Regions from separate parts of the Mus musculus genome. Here region 1 is linked to region 2. Evidence: chromatin loops called from intact Hi-C (ENCODE). Cell type or tissue: heart. All regions are shown on one strand.

Region 1 (8,000 bases), 110 kb before region 2:
ATGAATCATAAATTCGAGCCCTTTGACTTCTGGGCCATACCTTGCAAGAAACATCATCATTTGTGAAAGTTGAGGTAGGGAGTCATAGGCAGGAGTTGGACGCAGGTAAGAGACCCTGGTCTCCAAGAGTGTGTGAACAGAAACAACTTTCTGTGCTGCGCTGCCCACACCTCTAACTTACAGTTTGAACCCAAAAGTAGTTTCCACTGAGAGTTGACGGGAGGAAGAGGCAGGAGCCCAAAGTAGGTCAGGTGCCGGTGCTCCTATCTATACCTGGGCATGTCTCATGTAGGAGTGCAGGGAGGTTTCTTGGCTGGGTTCCGCAGGGCATCTGTGCTCCAGTAACTCACCGAGAGTACATCCAGTCCCCTGTCCTTACTCTTATCCGGGTCTCAGATCACTCTTTGTGGTATATCAAATCCAGCAGCGGGTAACCTGGAATCTCTAACTCGGTGCATGGCTAATCTTGAGAGCAATGCTTTAAGGAGGATTATGGGTATAGTGAGCCCCACTTCCTGTCCATGGCCTTCTAGGAAGAGCCTCCACTTTTTCATCCTCCCCTCCCCCATCAGATTTTTGAAAGAATCTGCTGTTCCATTAACTGGATGGACTATAAAGGAAGCTGCTATTTATGCTACTGGTTTGCTCAAAGAAGTGCTGGTCCAAAGCCAGCAAGAACTGACAACTGAAGAATGCTTACGCAGTAGTTATCACTCCAAGGAGGAGCGGGTAGGGGCTCCTACTTTTTGGTCCTCGACCTTGTCTTCTCATTAGCATGACCCCAGAGCTTTAGAAACTATGCCCATCTAAGCTGCCCTCAAACATTGTAATGGGATGTAATGGGCACTGGGATGAGCACAAGACAATGTTCAGAATGGCTTATCTATGCAGTTGGTAGACTGCAAGAAGTCATCATCGTCCTTCTGTCATTCCAGGATTTTATTCAAAGACCTCGTATACCTGTATACCTCTATGGCCTTAAAAGAGTCTGGAAGTGACAGATAGGACAAACTATGGGCACACACTGGTTTCTGCTCATCCAATGGCCTTCGTCAGGTCTGTTTCTCAGAGATCTGACCCAGATTCCTCTCACTTGAGACTTGGATTCTATCTACCCCTCCCAGCTTGCTGGCTGTTCTTTCTGAGCAGGAACTAGATGACAGAAAACCCAGACAGCAGGCATGGGTATGAGCTGGCTGTCAAGAAATTCTGTTGCTGAAGTCCAAGTCTGACATTCATGCAAAGTCCTGAGCTCCATGCAAAATGGTGGACTCCCTTTGTCAGCAAGGCTTCTCCTTCTCTGACCTTGTCTGGGGAATCCGAAACCCATATACCCACTACCTTTGGAATGTCATGTAGCCTTGGATAGATTACAGGTTCAATTCCCCTCCCCACTAAGAAAGCCATCCAGCAAGCACCTGAGATTCCTGGGATGCCTCCCTATGGTAATGAGGCATCGCAGGACCTTAGCCTTCAGCCAATGACCTTTGCTCATCCTGGATATTCCTACCCCGGCCCCCAAAACTATATAACCTTTGCTTCATCCTGAATAAAGCTGATGTTTCCCCAAAGCTGACCACGAAGATAAGTCTGTTCTTTCCCTCATACTCCCAGGCAGTCCGAAACCCTCTCTGTCGACTCTGTTCCCTTCATCCTGGAGGGCTGAGGGCCAACGAGCCTGGGGAGAAGGGAGGACCACACTAGTGTCAATGGAGACCATTTCCAGTCCTACCCTCATAGCAAGTAGACCCACAATGGCTACCAGATGCCCTGCTGTTGGATCGGTGAGCCCAGTCTGAGCAAGACAAGCCAGGACGCCATTGAGATCATTGATCAAAATGACAGGGACAGCTGTTCCTTCCTTAGAGAACCCCTAAGAAGTCTTGCGAGGGAGAAAAATCCCTGAGAGGATAGGGACACTTTCCTAAGATGCTCCCCCACCCAACTTTACTGGAGAGTCATAGCACCACAATAAACTGTTGGCCGTTAGATCCCCTGGGTTGTTTTGCTGTTTACTGACTCTGATTCTGCTCATTTTTTGCTTAGTGACTTTCCTTCACTCATTACAAAGACATCTGCATTTGTTGTTACATGTGGCCACTGACGACTCTGTATCAGTGCTGTGATAAAACATCATGGTCAAGGTAACTAATGGAAGGGTTTATTTGGGCTCATGGTTCCACAGGGGTGAGGGTGTGTGTGTGGGGGGGGGGAGGATGGGGGAGGGGAGGAGGGACGGGGATGGCAAGCAGGTGTGTGATCCACCAGCTGTGGGCTTGGAGCTCCGTCTCTGCAGTAATCCTCAGGTGGTAGTGCTGGCTCCTTGTCTCAGAACTCAGAGCCACTGAGGACTGCAGCCCAAACTTCCACAAGCTCCTCCTGACCCCTTCTGCCTCAACACCACCTAGCGTATCCCAAGGAGTGACAACTCTTCCTCGTGCTCAGGGCTAAGGTGTAGCAGGAGAGGTGGCTCCGCAGTTAAGAGCAACTGCTGCTCTTGCAGAGGACCAGAGTTCAGTTCCCAGCAAGCACACGGGGTGGCTCACAACCATGTGTAGCCCCACCCAGCATTAGGGGTGCTGACGTCCTCTGCCAGACTCCGTGGGAGGAGTTAACGCACCTGGACACACGCGTAAGAACTTAACTTGAAAAAGAGAAAATTTCATTTTTTAAGCAGCTCAGTCTAAAACAATAGGCCTTTCTCTTCAGGTGATGTCAGGTCATGGAGGACACACACACACACACACACACACACACATCACTTGGTTTAAAGTGTACAACTGCAGGCTTCTTCACCATGGGCTGCCAGTCTGTTGCCCCCACCAGGACGGGCCCACCCTCTGACCGTGGCCTTGGCTTTTTCCTTCTGGGGTTGGAACTCTGGGGCTGGGTCCTACTTTTCTGTTCCTTGGTGACTGTCAGCTCCCCTGTCACCTCTTTCTTCTCTTGTCCTCCCTTTGGAGTATAATCTGTCTCTGTTGCCCTCACTGTCCACCTTCACAGAGGCACACAGGGCCAAGTCTAACTGTCCATGGTACCCTTCAGGAGCTGCGGGAGCCGACCCACACTCCCGACCCACCCTCATACCCTATCCTTCGCCCAGAGGTTACCTTTTTCTAGATGCCTGATAGACTTAACAAGGAAAAAAAAAAAAAAAAAAAAAAAAACCTTTGCAAACTGGACCTTTTCCTTGTTAGAAAAAATTTAAATTACAAACTCCATTCTGAATTTATATAATCCTGTCCAGATTTCCTATTTCTTTTAGAGTTAGTTTTGGTAATGTGTGCTTTTAAAGAAATACATCCATTTTGCCTGGTTGATTAATAAATTTTTGGCAAAAGACTGTTCATATTTTTTCTTTTCCTGAGGTGAGAATCTATTAACAATATCTACTTTTAATACTAAGGAAGTTTGATTTTTCATTTTATTTATTTATTTATTTATTTATTTATTTATTGAGACAGAATCCTTCCACTAACCCTGGTGTCCTGAAACTCACTCTGTAGATCAGGCTGGCCTTGAACTCACGGAGACCCACCTGCCTCTGCCTCCCGAGTGCTGGGATTAAATGTGTGCACCACTGTGCTAGATCTTTCATATTATTTTAATTGATCTAAATGCGATCATTTTATTGCACCTCTCACAAATAGCCTTTGCTATTTGTTTCTTTCCTTCCCTTTTCCATTATCTATCTATCTATCTATCTATCTATCTATCTATTTAATATTTATGGGTGTTTTGCTTGCATGCATGCCTGTGTGCCATGCTCTTGCCTGGAATTCATGGAGGCAGAAGAAGGCACCAGATCCCCTGGAACAGGAGTTACAGACAGTTGAGAGCCTCCATGCGGGTGCTGGAAATCAAACCCTGGTCCTCTGAAGAGAGCAACCACTGAGTCATCTCTCCAGCCCGTCTTTCTTTTGATTTCATGGCTTTCTGCCTCTCCGTGTGTTCTTTATTTTCCTATGTTACACATAAATTGCTTTTCCCCCTCTGGTTTGTTATGGTAGGATCCTAGATATTTTTTAAATTTGGATCTTTCTTCTCACCTAGGAAGACTGGTCTTCCGAAGTCCCAATAGAACAGGGAAAGCGGTGATCGTTCTCCTGTGCCCTCGGTCTCCGTAGGCTCAGGTTTCTCAATAGAAGCCACGGGGGATCCTGAGAACACGCTCTGTGGAATGCTGAGCTATAATCTTGTTTTTAGAGTTCCGGACCAGCATCTGAGTGCAGTCCGGAATGACTTAATCCCCTGCAGACTGAGCACTGAACTAACCGAAAACTGCTGCTATCTCAGACCTACCACCGGGTGGCATGCGACTGAAGGAAGGAAGAAAGAAAGAGCCCGAGACAAGGATTTATTAAAATATGCCTAAGTGACAAATATTCTGTCTGCTGTTCTGGTGCGTCACTCCTTCATGCAACATACAGATTCAACTCTCTGTTATTGCAGGAAAAATACCTTGAACTGTGTCTCGAAACGTTTGGATTTTGTTTCAGTGTTTATTGTTTTGACTGATTTTCCTGCACAGGTTACATCCATGCACTGCGTATACTGAAGCAAGTCTCATGTATACTGAGTTCACTTTCTTACTTCTAGCCCTTGGGTTTTCTGTTTTGCTTTGCTTTTGCTTTTGAGTGTGTATTATACATGCTTGATTACAAGCGTGTTCATATGTCTGTGGGAGTGTGTGTGTGTGTGTGTGTGTGTGTGCATGCATGTGGAGGTCAGAACAGCATTAGATATGTTCTTGGGTCACTGTCCATTTTATTTACTGACTGGCTGGTTTTGTTTATCTATTTGCCAATTGGCTCACAGCTTCAGCTAATACAGCTAGCCAGCTTGCCTTGGGGGAATCCCACCTCTGCCTCCCGAGTGTCAGGATTATAGGTGGGCCACTGTGCCCAACAGCTTGTATGTGAATACTGGAGATCCGAACGCCAGTCCTGACCCTCGAATAGCAAGTCCTTACCCACCGTGGCTTCCCTCACCGCTCATCCTTTCACAGCATCTTCCACGACGAGTACCCTTCACACCTCTTCCTATTTCATTCCCATCTTTTCCAACGTCTGTGACTTTCCCCCATTCCTTTCTGAAATCTCGTTCACATCTTATCTGCTCATGTCCCACAATCTCCTCCACGACCTTGTAGCTTGGGGTTCCATCATTTATCCTTCATCTGACAATTCCCTAATTAATGTAAAGAATTCGCACTAGGCGTTCAATCACAACTCTAACTGCTCCACGACAAGGGAGTGTCAGGGAGAAGATGCTGTTCACCACAGTTGATTTTCCTTTGGCACGTCTTGTCAGGCTGTCAGTTGCTAACTCGGGCTGGTCACCAAATGGGGAGATATTCCTGGGCCAGCTCTTGGCACACTTCACACCCTGGCATCACCAAACCTAAGCTTCCCCGGTGCTGTGGAAAGAGCAGGCCTTCGGTCTCACTGAGATTCTCCATCTCCGCAGACAGAAAGCGAGCAGCAGTTCCCCCAGCTTGGCTCGCAGCAGTTCCTGCCACCATTACTCCCCGAGTGTCAGGCAGAACTTCTCAACTTCAGGAAACAGTTTGGTGTATTCTGAAGAGTAATTTGGGTTTACACAGAACTATAATTACAACTGATTTAATAACACAACACTCTTAGTCTTTGCATCTAAATGCTGATTTGGTTGGCCCGTTGCGTGTGTGTGGTGTGTATATGGTATGTGTGTGTTGTGTGTGCTGTGTTGTGTGTATGTGTTGTGTGTTGCTTCTGTGTATAAAATATAAAACTAAAGATTGAATTTGTCATGTGAGTACTCTTGAAAGTTTCAACACTCTCAAGTGTAAACTGAAAGAAATTCCTATGGAAAAACCTCATCATAATTAGTACCAGTTGCCAGCCCCCAGTGTTTTCTAAAGAAGTCGTGTTCAGAGCTGTGACTATCTTTTTAAAAACGTTTATGTGTATGGGTGTTTTGCCGGTATTATATGTCTATGCACAATGTGCATGCAGTGCCCAAGAAGGCCAGAAGAGGGCGCTGAATCCCCTGGGATGGGAGTTACAGACAGTTGTGAGCCAGCATGGGGAAGCTGGAAATCAAACCTGTGTCCCCCGGAAGAGCAGCCAGTGCTGTGAGCTGCTGAGCATCTCACCAGATCATCTGAATCCACGCCATCTCCGATGCAGTGACATCTGAGCCACATTTTTTGTACGATTGATTCTCATTCTGTATCAGAAATGGCAGTTCCTCAAATCCCAAGATTTAAATGTGGCCTTTCATCTTCCCACAAGGCAGGTATTATTAACACATTGTTACTAACATAAAGGGTATGTTGGAACAGAACATTTTTTTCTCCATGAAAAACTCAATGTATTGGTCAGTTGGAAATAACTTTAATTAAAAGTATTAAATTTTCTTCCCACACATCCCATTCTTAGAAAACGCCACTGATCCATTTCACTGCAAGTCAATATTATGAAATAGTTATAGGGAAAATATCAAAAATAACCCAAACACAAAGGCCAGGCTTATATTAACCAGGGTGGGGTGGAACACTTTTGGTTTTCGGAAATCTCTCCTTGGGAGAAGCTGCCACAGCAGCCCTTCCACAGCTCTCACAAGCACCATTCTTAGCTTGCACTAGATAGGGACAGGAGGGCTGGGCCTTGGTGAGAGGCACAGTGGAATTGTCCCTCAACTTTCTATGGTGAGCATTAGTAACCCATTTAGCCTCTTGACATACCCTCCACACAGTGGGCACAGATGGAGCCATCTCTGTCCCAGAATTGGTGATCTGTCTGTCTGTCTGTTGGTCCTGTTGGTTGGTCCACCTTTCTTTCCAGTGGTGGCTGTATTCATATCATCTGTCTTGGCAACTGAGTTAAGTCGGCTAGGGTCACTGAATACCCCTGGTTCCACAAGGGAGCTGGAGAGAAAAGTCCAAGAAGGGCAGATGTGAGTGGAGACACCAAGGCTGGGTACATCACTCCAGGACCAGACCCTTGGAGGTGCAAGGAGCATACAGCCTTGGTGAGGATCTTTGAGAAAGGAGAGCTAAGAAGTAGTTGTGGGAATGAAGGGGGCCAGGAGGTCAGCGTGGTCATGGTAAAAGTCACCACAAGAGCCCTCCATTTCCCAGATCCCAGGTAGTCTCAGGAATGGAGAGGTCCCAGGAGAGATCCAGATGCCACCAAGGTGGGAAGGGTGGCAGTCCAAGAGGAGCCTTGGGAGGCTGGCATGGGAGGTGTTTCTGAAGAGGTTGTGGGGTGCCTGCTGCTGTGAATACACAGGTGTGTTGTCAGAACCAGATCCTCTTTATGCCTTAAGTGACCATGTCTCTGCTTGGAACCACCGAGTTCATCAGGAGACTCTGAAAAGCCCCCTTCCACTTCCTGTCCTTCCTCAGGAGTTTCTGGCCTGATGTTCAAAGCATCGAGGCTCAGCATCATCTTGGCGTTCTCTCTCTTCCTTGACTTTCCAGGTGCATCTGGAAATTTTGTGCTCAGACAGAACCTTTGCTCTTCAGGGCTACCTCAGACATCATTGTCGCAATGCACAAATTCATCTCTTTGCTTGCTCTAACTGATCTGGTACTGTGATAACATCACTACTTACTTTCTTTTTAATGTGTGTGTGTGTGTGTGTGTGTGTGTGTGTGTGTGTTAGTTACTGTTTTATTGGTATGAAGAGACACCATGACCAAGGCAATTATAGAAAGAAGCATTTAATTGGGGCCTTGCTTACAGTTTCAGAGTGTTAGTCTTTGATCACTATGGCAGGAAGCATGGCAGCAGGCAGCCAGGCAGAGAGAGAGAGAGAGAGAGAGAGAGAGAGAGAGAGAGAGAGACTGGGAATGGGTGGGCTGGCTTTTATACTTCAGAACCTGTCCACAGTGACACACCTGCTCCAACAAGGCCACACCTCCAAATCCTTCCCAAACAGTTCCACCAACTGTGGACCAAGCATTTAAACATATTAGCCTATGGAAGCCATTCTCATTCAAACCATCACAGAAA
Region 2 (8,000 bases):
CTCTTCAAGGACAGTTGGAAGGGCTTTCAAAGGCAACTTAATCCCAAGGCTGGTGCCATTCACAATGTCACTTGTTTATTGGTCCTCTGCTGCCCAAAATAAGGACTCAATAGACTTAGACATGTTATTTTCATACACAGACCTCTGTGTGTGTGTGTGTGTGTATTTATAGTTGTATTCATGCGTGTCACTAGTTCGGGGACAGAGGGGTCAGAGGAGATTTGCTCTCCCCACATCTAGTCTACGACAAGGAAGAAGGAGCTAGACTTGTTCTTTGACTCGTGGCAGCTGCTTTATTCCGAAATATTTCCAATTGGTAATAGTGGCGCTTGCCTATGATCCTAGCAATTGTGGGCCTGAGACAGGAAAAATTGTTCCAAGTTCAAGGTCAGCCTGATTTTCAAACCAGCTTAAGTTACAGAGTAAGATTATATCTAAAAAACCAAAATGCCAGGCTGTGGTGGTGCACACCTTTAATCTCAGAAGAATGAGGGAAATCTCTAAGTTCAAGGCCAGCTTGGTCTACAGAGCAAGTTCAGGACAGCCAGGACTACACAGAGAAACCCTGTCTCAAAGGAAAAAAAAATTGACAGAAGAACTTAAGGAGGGAAGGGGTTATTCAGGCTCCTAGTTTAAAGGCAGAGTCTACTGTGGCAGGGGGTTGTTATGAATAAAATGCCATCAGAAGGGAGGGTTCAGTAGAGAAGTCACACAGAATTACCCCTCAGAGGGCACTGTAGTAAGAGAGTGCTCCCTGGTCACTGAAGGTGGGACATGACCAGGCCTACAGAGAGAGAGAGAGACAGACAGACAGAGACAGACAGAGACAGAGACAGAGCGACAGAGAGCCTTCCCTTCAAATCCTGAGAGCTGGATTAGGGAGAGCTGCCAAGTGTAGCATGAGGAAAGTCTCAGGAGAAGAGATGGGCCTTCAGCTCCCAAGAAACAGGAACTTTCCTACCTTTATAGGTTTGCAGGGGCTGCTGAGAATTTCCACTCCCTGTCATTCAGTCTGGCCTAGTCTATGTGGGACAGGGCATGGAACCGGCAAACTGTGCTGCTGTTGGAATGAGGCCAACAGGCTCACAAGGCCACAGTAGAGAGTGCTTTCCTACCAACTCTGTCCCAAAGAGAGCTGCAAGCTTGGCGGGGGGGGGGGGGGGGGGGGTGCTGGTTTCTGAGCGGGGATCAGTGGAAGGGAACTGGTGGCAGGAGTCTAAAGCAGCTGGCTGCATCCAGTCAGGAAGCAAAGAGACAAAATTGAACCTGAGTCCTCTAGAAGAGCAACCAGTGCACCTAACCACTAAGCCATCTCTCCAGCCATGGTTCATAATCAGGTTTTAAAAATATTTTTTTTCTAAGACAAGGATTCTGTGTGAAGCCTTAGATGTCCTGGAACTTGCTCTGTAGATCAGGTTGGCCTGAAACTTAAAGATCCAATTGCCTCTGCCTCCTGAATGCTGGGATTAAAGGTATACGCCACCAAGCCGGGCTAAATGTATTTTTTTTAAGATTTATTTATTTATTTATTATATGTAAGTACACTGTAGCTATCTTCAGACACACCAGAAGAGGGCATCAGATCTTATTATAGATGGTTGTGAGCCACCATGTGGTTGCTGGGATTTGAACTCAGAACTGTTGGCAGAGCAGTCAGTGCTCTTAACCAGTGAGCCATCTCTCCAGCCCCAGCTAAATGTATTTTTTAAACTGAAATAGAATCGTATCACTTTCTTTCCTGCCTCCAGCACCTTCCTCTAGCCCTTCCATGCACCTCCCCCCCTCTGAAGTTGATAATGTATAACCTGTTTTCCTTTATTATTGCCATATATGTATATGTGTATGCACAAATGTATTTTAATACAACCTGCTGAGTCCATTTGTTTTGGTGGTGTATATATGGCTCAAGGTTGATCACTCTGAACTAGACAAACAATAAAAGGCTCATCCCTAAGAGAAGCCAATTGTCTCTCTCCCAGCAGTCATTAGTTTCCTGTAGGTCGTCTAGGGGTGGGCCTCCATGAAAACTTCCCCCTTCCATGTTAACCTATCCATCAATATCATCATTGCTCTGGCCTTGTTTACACAGCCATGCCTACAAAAGACTGTTTCACTTTCTGTATCCTGCATCTTACAACCCTTTGCCCCCTTTTCCACAATGTTCCCTAAGCCATAGATAGGTGCAGGAGCTGTGATGTAGATATATTCCATCATGGCTGGGCCTCCTACAATCTATTGGTCTCTGCATTGTGTCCAGTTGTGGTCTTCTGTGGTGGTCTCCATTCGCTGCCAGGAGAGGCTCCTTTGACAGGTGTGATACCTACAGGATAAGATTTAGAATGATGGAAGAAGTTATGCTTGTCTAGCAAAGTGGTATGAAGTGGAAACTTACAGTTTCTTTGGAAAGTCAGTTGTGTTGGTTGTTGTTTTGCTGAGGCAAACACATGAAGGACTGTTTTTCTGAAGCAGACACAGGGGAAAGGATGTTTTTCATCCTTTGCACATGAAAGGATGCGTGATGAAGGATGCTTCACTAATGACAGGCATGTATTGGTTCACCTTACATGGCAATGATGAGCTCTGCTTGCCATGAATCCATAGAGAGAAACACACCAAAAACCTCTGGTGGTGTGCTGGCGGCTTCTTGCCACTTCCCCGGACTCGGGTCGATTGGCAGAGTGATGTCAGCCGGTCCAGACTCACGTGGAGTTTTGTTAAGACAGACTCACATGCTGAGGCAAGACATGTGATGAGGCAAGATCCATGGAGGACACATGATGTTTGGAGAGAGTATAAATAGGACTCGACGGAGAGTGATGGGGGCTTGCACAGCTAGCTTTGCAATGCTTGTAGTATCTTCACAGATCTTCACTTTGTTGAGAGAGACACAGCAAAGAACTCCTGGTGTCCCTGCTGACTCATGCTGAGTCAGCGGAGGCCTGGCTATATCTGCTAGGTCATGCCACAGCTGCTGATTTGTGTTTGCTATTCCAACACTCCTGAACTGACTGACTGTATATCTGTGAAGTGTTTTCGAGTGTATCTAGCTGCCGATGTTGACCTGTGAACTGGACTGTTGATTTTCTAAACAGGTTGACTTCCCCGTATCCTAATAACCTCTCTTTCCCACTGCCTCTGCTGGGCGGTAGCCTAGAAGGGAGGATAAAGTGTTTAAGAACCCATATTAAAAGTAGTCTCTGAAAAATAAAAACAATGGTGGTAGTAATACGTTCTCTTCTCAGCTCTATGACCTTGCTAGTTCCGGGAAGCTAGTTCCAGTACGAGGCATGGTTGCCCTCTGTCGAGTGAATGTCAACTCCACCAACATGCAAATGCCACTTATTGCATTTTTATATATATCTCACCCATGTGCCAACTGTTGTGGGTCACAGGTTTGCAGCTGGGTAGTGTTGTGGATTTGGTCTAACTCTTGTATTGTGTTTATTGGGTGCCCAAAATTACATGGGAATCTGCACATAAGATAGTGAGGGACCCTGCCCCCAATTGGTTTTGATTGGTAAATAAAGTTGCCGGTGGCCACTGGCTGGGCAGGGAGACAGAAGGAGGACTTTAGAATTCCCAGGCAAGGGACCGAGGGAGGAGGGAGAGAGCCATCACTCTGGGAAAGGAGCAAAGACAAGGCCTAAGAGGTGCAGAAGAAAGAGCATAACCATCACGTAAGAGTTGGGGATCGTGGCCCAGGAGCACGGCAGGTCTGGGTCCGGGACAGCCAAGATGGAAAATAGGTCTTAGTAAGTAATAAGTCAGGAATACCAGCGGCGGGGAGACTGTTAGCCACATGGAGATTAGGAAGTGGCCCAGCCTACACTCAGGATAGCAGCGCCACCGTGTGGTACAGCTCCAGTTTCAGGTGCCCTTAAGCAACATTTCGCAATACTATTTATGCCTCTTTCCTAAATACTAAAGTGAAATGTTAGACCGTTAGTTCTTACAGCTTCTTTTTAAAAATCCATAATTAAACTCCTAAGACTAAGTTGACCACTTACACACACACACACACACCCCACCCCCAGCTCCTTTCAATAGTGGTCACTCTTAGAGTGACCAGGGAAAACTGCTTGCGGTGAGGTCAAGGAGGCGTGGCCTCAGAAGATACCAGTTTTCTGGTTCCAATCCAGATATGCTGAACCAGATCCAGAGCCAGGACGACTGTGTTCTAAGTTCACTGGCCAAAGGCCGGCCGTCTTGGGTCTTACCTATCTCTAACAGTTCACATCCTTTCTTGCCGTTGAGTGAGAACTGCAGGGTTGGAGGTAAACAAGAGCACCTACCCAGAGCTCTGCTCCGGGGTGGGGTCTTCCCACGCAGAACAAAATCCCACTCCCCGGGCATCACTGCCACGCACTGAGTGGGTAGTAGAATCTCCTGCAGTAGTTTCTCTCAGCGTCTCACCCCAGGTGTATCTTCTCAGCCAGCTCCTTTAACCAACTGCCTCTGTGGATCCTCAACACTCAAGTCTGCTACAAGCATCTCTTCAACCTAGTAGAAGATGAAGCTTCTGGCATGCATGTTTTTGACGCAGCCTGCAACAGACTTTGCGGTGCTCTGATTGGCCAAAGAGCATATTTGAGAACCACCAGCTGAGACTGCGCTCCTGTCCTTTGTGGGGAGATGGGGTCCATTGCTGCGGATGGAGAGGAAGGATCCCAGCACCAAAATCATTCAGTCTTTTCATCCTGCTCCTTGCCTGCCTGCAAAGCCCAGTAAAGTGTAGTGAAAGTTCGTCTGCAGCCGCAGCCTGGCAGGCACGAAGGGGATTGGGAGTGGGAGTGAGGTGTCTGGGAGGCTACAGGAGCCTGCTGTAAACCCAGTGGTCCCTGGACTGGGAGTCTGGCTAAATGTGATCCATGCTTCCACCGGATTCCAGCATCCCATCCGCCCTAGAGGGTGGAGGTGGGGGTCTATCTCACCCACCAAGCCTGCCTGTAACTCCTGCTAGCAATAGCTTTTGTTCTTAGCTTTTAAAGATAAAACGCGGTGCTGGGTTTCAGGAAATTAAGCTTGTGTGTGTGTGTGTGTGTGTGTGTGTGTGTGTGTGTGTGTGTGTGTGTAGCCAAACTGACATTTAATATCCTCCCTAGATGAAGTCAGCAGGTAACCTGGCAAAAGGTCCTTATTCTGACAAAAGCTGGTCTGAGGCTGTCCTGCCTCATAGGCCCGTGTACAGAGCTGATGACTAAACACACTTCTCTAGACAAGCAACAACTTCAACAAAGAAATCAAAATCCCAGCCAGGTTTTGTAATGCATGCCTTTAATCCCAGCACTAGTGAGCCAGAGGCAGGTAGATGTTGTGAGTTTGAAGCCAGTCAGGACAGAGAAACCCTGTGGGGTTTATTTTGTTTTGCTTTTGTTCATTTGTTTCTTTGTTTGGGCAAGGTATCCCTGTATGGCCCAGGTTGTCTAGAACTCCTCAGTCCTACCTCAGCCACAGCCTCAGCCTCAGCCTCAGCCTCAGCCTCAGCCTCAGCCTCAGCCTCAGCCTCCAGGGCTAGAATGATAGGCATGTGCCATCATGACCAGCCCCATCTTTTGGAGATGTGTTGTCATTAGGACATGTCCAGGACTGGAGAGAAGGCTCAGCAGGTAGGACAGGTAGGAGTGCTTGCTGCTCTTGGAGAGGACCAGGCTCCCAGTAGCCAGGTGGGAGTTCGGGGTAAGAACTTACAACCGCTGTGAGTCCAGTCCTATCGAATCCTCTTCTGGCTTGGGGAAATCTACACTAACTGCGCACATCCACACAGAGACACACATGTATTCACATAAGTTTAAAAAATATTTTTTAAAAAAAAGAGAATTCCTCAAAATTAAGTGGTTCAAGGGAAATACATCATGACTGAAATAGTAACACTAATCTCAGTTCTAAGATGAATGCTTTCAATGACAAACGTTCCTTTCTTATAATTCCAAAATATGGGAAGGTCAGCTGTCAAAATAAGAAGTTCAGCAGGAGGTCCGGCATCTGGTGAGGGTGCTCTTTCTAGTTTGCAAACAGCAACCCTCTTGCAGGTGGCCACATCACATCCAACGGTGGTCAGAAAGAGTGGATGTATGTGTTCTTACAGTTTCTCATAGGCCCCAATCCCATCATGGGGACCAGTCGCTCATGACTTCATCTAAATCTAATCAAAGACACCAACATTGAATCCCACCATTCCATCATAGTGAAGGGAGAGCATCAGCCGGGCAGTGGTGGCACACGCCTTTAATCCCAGTACTTCAGAGGCAGAGAGAGGTGGATTTCTGAGTTTGAGGCCATCCTGCTCTACAGAGTGAGTTCCAGAACAGCCCGGGTTATACGAGAAACCCTGTCTCAAAAAACAAATAAACAACAACAAAAAAAAAAAATAGAAGAAGGGAGAGAGAGCATCAGTGTAGGATTTTCAGGAGCACATTCAGCCTATAGGCTCCTGGGCCTTGCTAAAATCTGGACTGGCTCATGAACAGGCCAGGCAGGATGTGCCTGTTGCCCAAGTAGATACTTAGAAAATGGACTGGAGAACCATAGATGATCAGGGACATGAATTCTACCTCAGGAGCCCAAGGGTAGGTATGGCAGGACACGACTGGCCGAGGGTATTTACGAGGACTATAAGACACTCTAAGCAATCCACATTGATCAAAACACCTAAAAGTCACAATGTATACGTGTATCTTGATTTACATAGCACCCCACAAACCTGCACAACTTTTATGTCAATTTAAAAGATAGAGAAAAAGAAAGAAAGAAAGAAAGAAAGAAAGAAAGAAAGAAAGAAAGAAAGAAAGAAAGAGGGAGAAAGAAAGAGAGAGAAAGAGAGAGAGAAAGAAAGAAAAAAGGGAGGGAGGGAGGGAGGGAGGAAGGAAGGAAGGGAGAGAGAGAGAGAGAAAGGAAGGAAGGAAGGAAGGAAGGAAGGAAGGAAGGAAGGAAGGAAGGGAAAGGAAGAAAGAAAGAAAGAAAGAAAGAAAGAAAGAAAGAAAGAGAGAGAGAGAGAGAGAAAGAACACACCCTGTGCTATTACCTTTGTTGGGCCTTACCGAAGCTCTGAAGGACCAAATGATGACATCCATTTTAAAGAAAAGAGGAAATTCACTTACTGAAGGTCTGTTGCCTATGGTTGTACACAAGCTGTTCCCTTAGCTGCAAAGGGAAGCACAGGTTCAACCATAGACGACACAGGTACCTGGTGTTTCATGTACACTGCATGAAACTTTTAAGTGTTGACATTCCCACAGTCCAGGCATCTGGTGCTTGGGGAACAGAGCTCCACAGGGAATGAGGGATAGATATCCATTCTTTTTTCCATTAAGCTTGAGACACTTCAGAGACTGCAGAGCAGCATGCCAGGATCAGCCGCGCGCATCCAACAGGTCCTGTTTACAGTAGAAAATGGAGCCACTGTCAACCTGATCTGATCGTCCAGATCTCTCTCTCCTGGGCATCTGGAGGCAGGTCTGACCTTTTTAAGCTATGTAAATCTCTACAGTCTTCCAAGAACTGGGGCAATGAGCTTCCTGCTTATCTGAGTTAATAATCACTAAAACTATTACCTTTGATATCAAAAAGAAATATAAACTCAATTGTACAATTGTACAGTTGTCCAAGCAGGAGAGTCCAATCCTGTGTGCAACAGGAAAACATATTTCACTTCCCCTCTCAGACGCTGTCATCAGAGCAGAGGGTAAGAAACGCTCCCATGTGGTCCCTGCCACGGTACAGCCTTGTTCAAGTCCATCTCTTCAAGGTTCAGTTTGCTCATCTATAAAATCCTAGCCATCTGGTCTACCCAGAAAGGTCACAGTAAGGGTTAAAGCAGTGTACATGAAACACCAGGAACCTGTGTCGTCTATGGTTGAACCTGTGCTTCCCTTTGCAGCTAAGGGAACAGCTTGTGTACAACCATAGGCAACAGACCTTCAGTAAGTGAATTTCCTCTTTTCTTTAAAATGGATGTCATCATTTGGTCCTTCAGAGCTTCGGTAAGGCCCAACAAAGGTAAT

What was found. Peaks named below come from ENCODE experiments on the same cell type or tissue, not always from the same donor. Only the 100,000 strongest peaks of a DNase experiment are listed, where the experiment ranks them.
Region 1: it touches region 2 in a loop (6-fold over the local background); 10 of 42 quality-filtered maps call a loop at or near these places.

What each region holds. Positions count from the first base shown.
Region 1 is chr11:70,175,899-70,183,898 of GRCm38, reverse strand. No RefSeq gene overlaps it. Among named protein-coding and RNA genes, the nearest start is that of Clec10a, 13 kb to the right of the region's middle. In heart, CTCF peaks have their summits at 4,290 and 5,999 (motif pointing right); no DNase peak of the experiment used is centred here.
Region 2 is chr11:70,070,698-70,078,697 of GRCm38, reverse strand. Gm32946 (a long non-coding RNA gene) reads right to left here and starts at 1,027. Exons shown (of 4, transcript XR_879978.1): 1 at 962-1,027. In heart, a CTCF peak has its summit at 3,850 (motif pointing left); a DNase peak (open chromatin) is centred at 3,827; H3K4me3 peaks cover 216 bases; H3K27ac peaks cover 722 bases; H3K27me3 peaks cover 1,343 bases.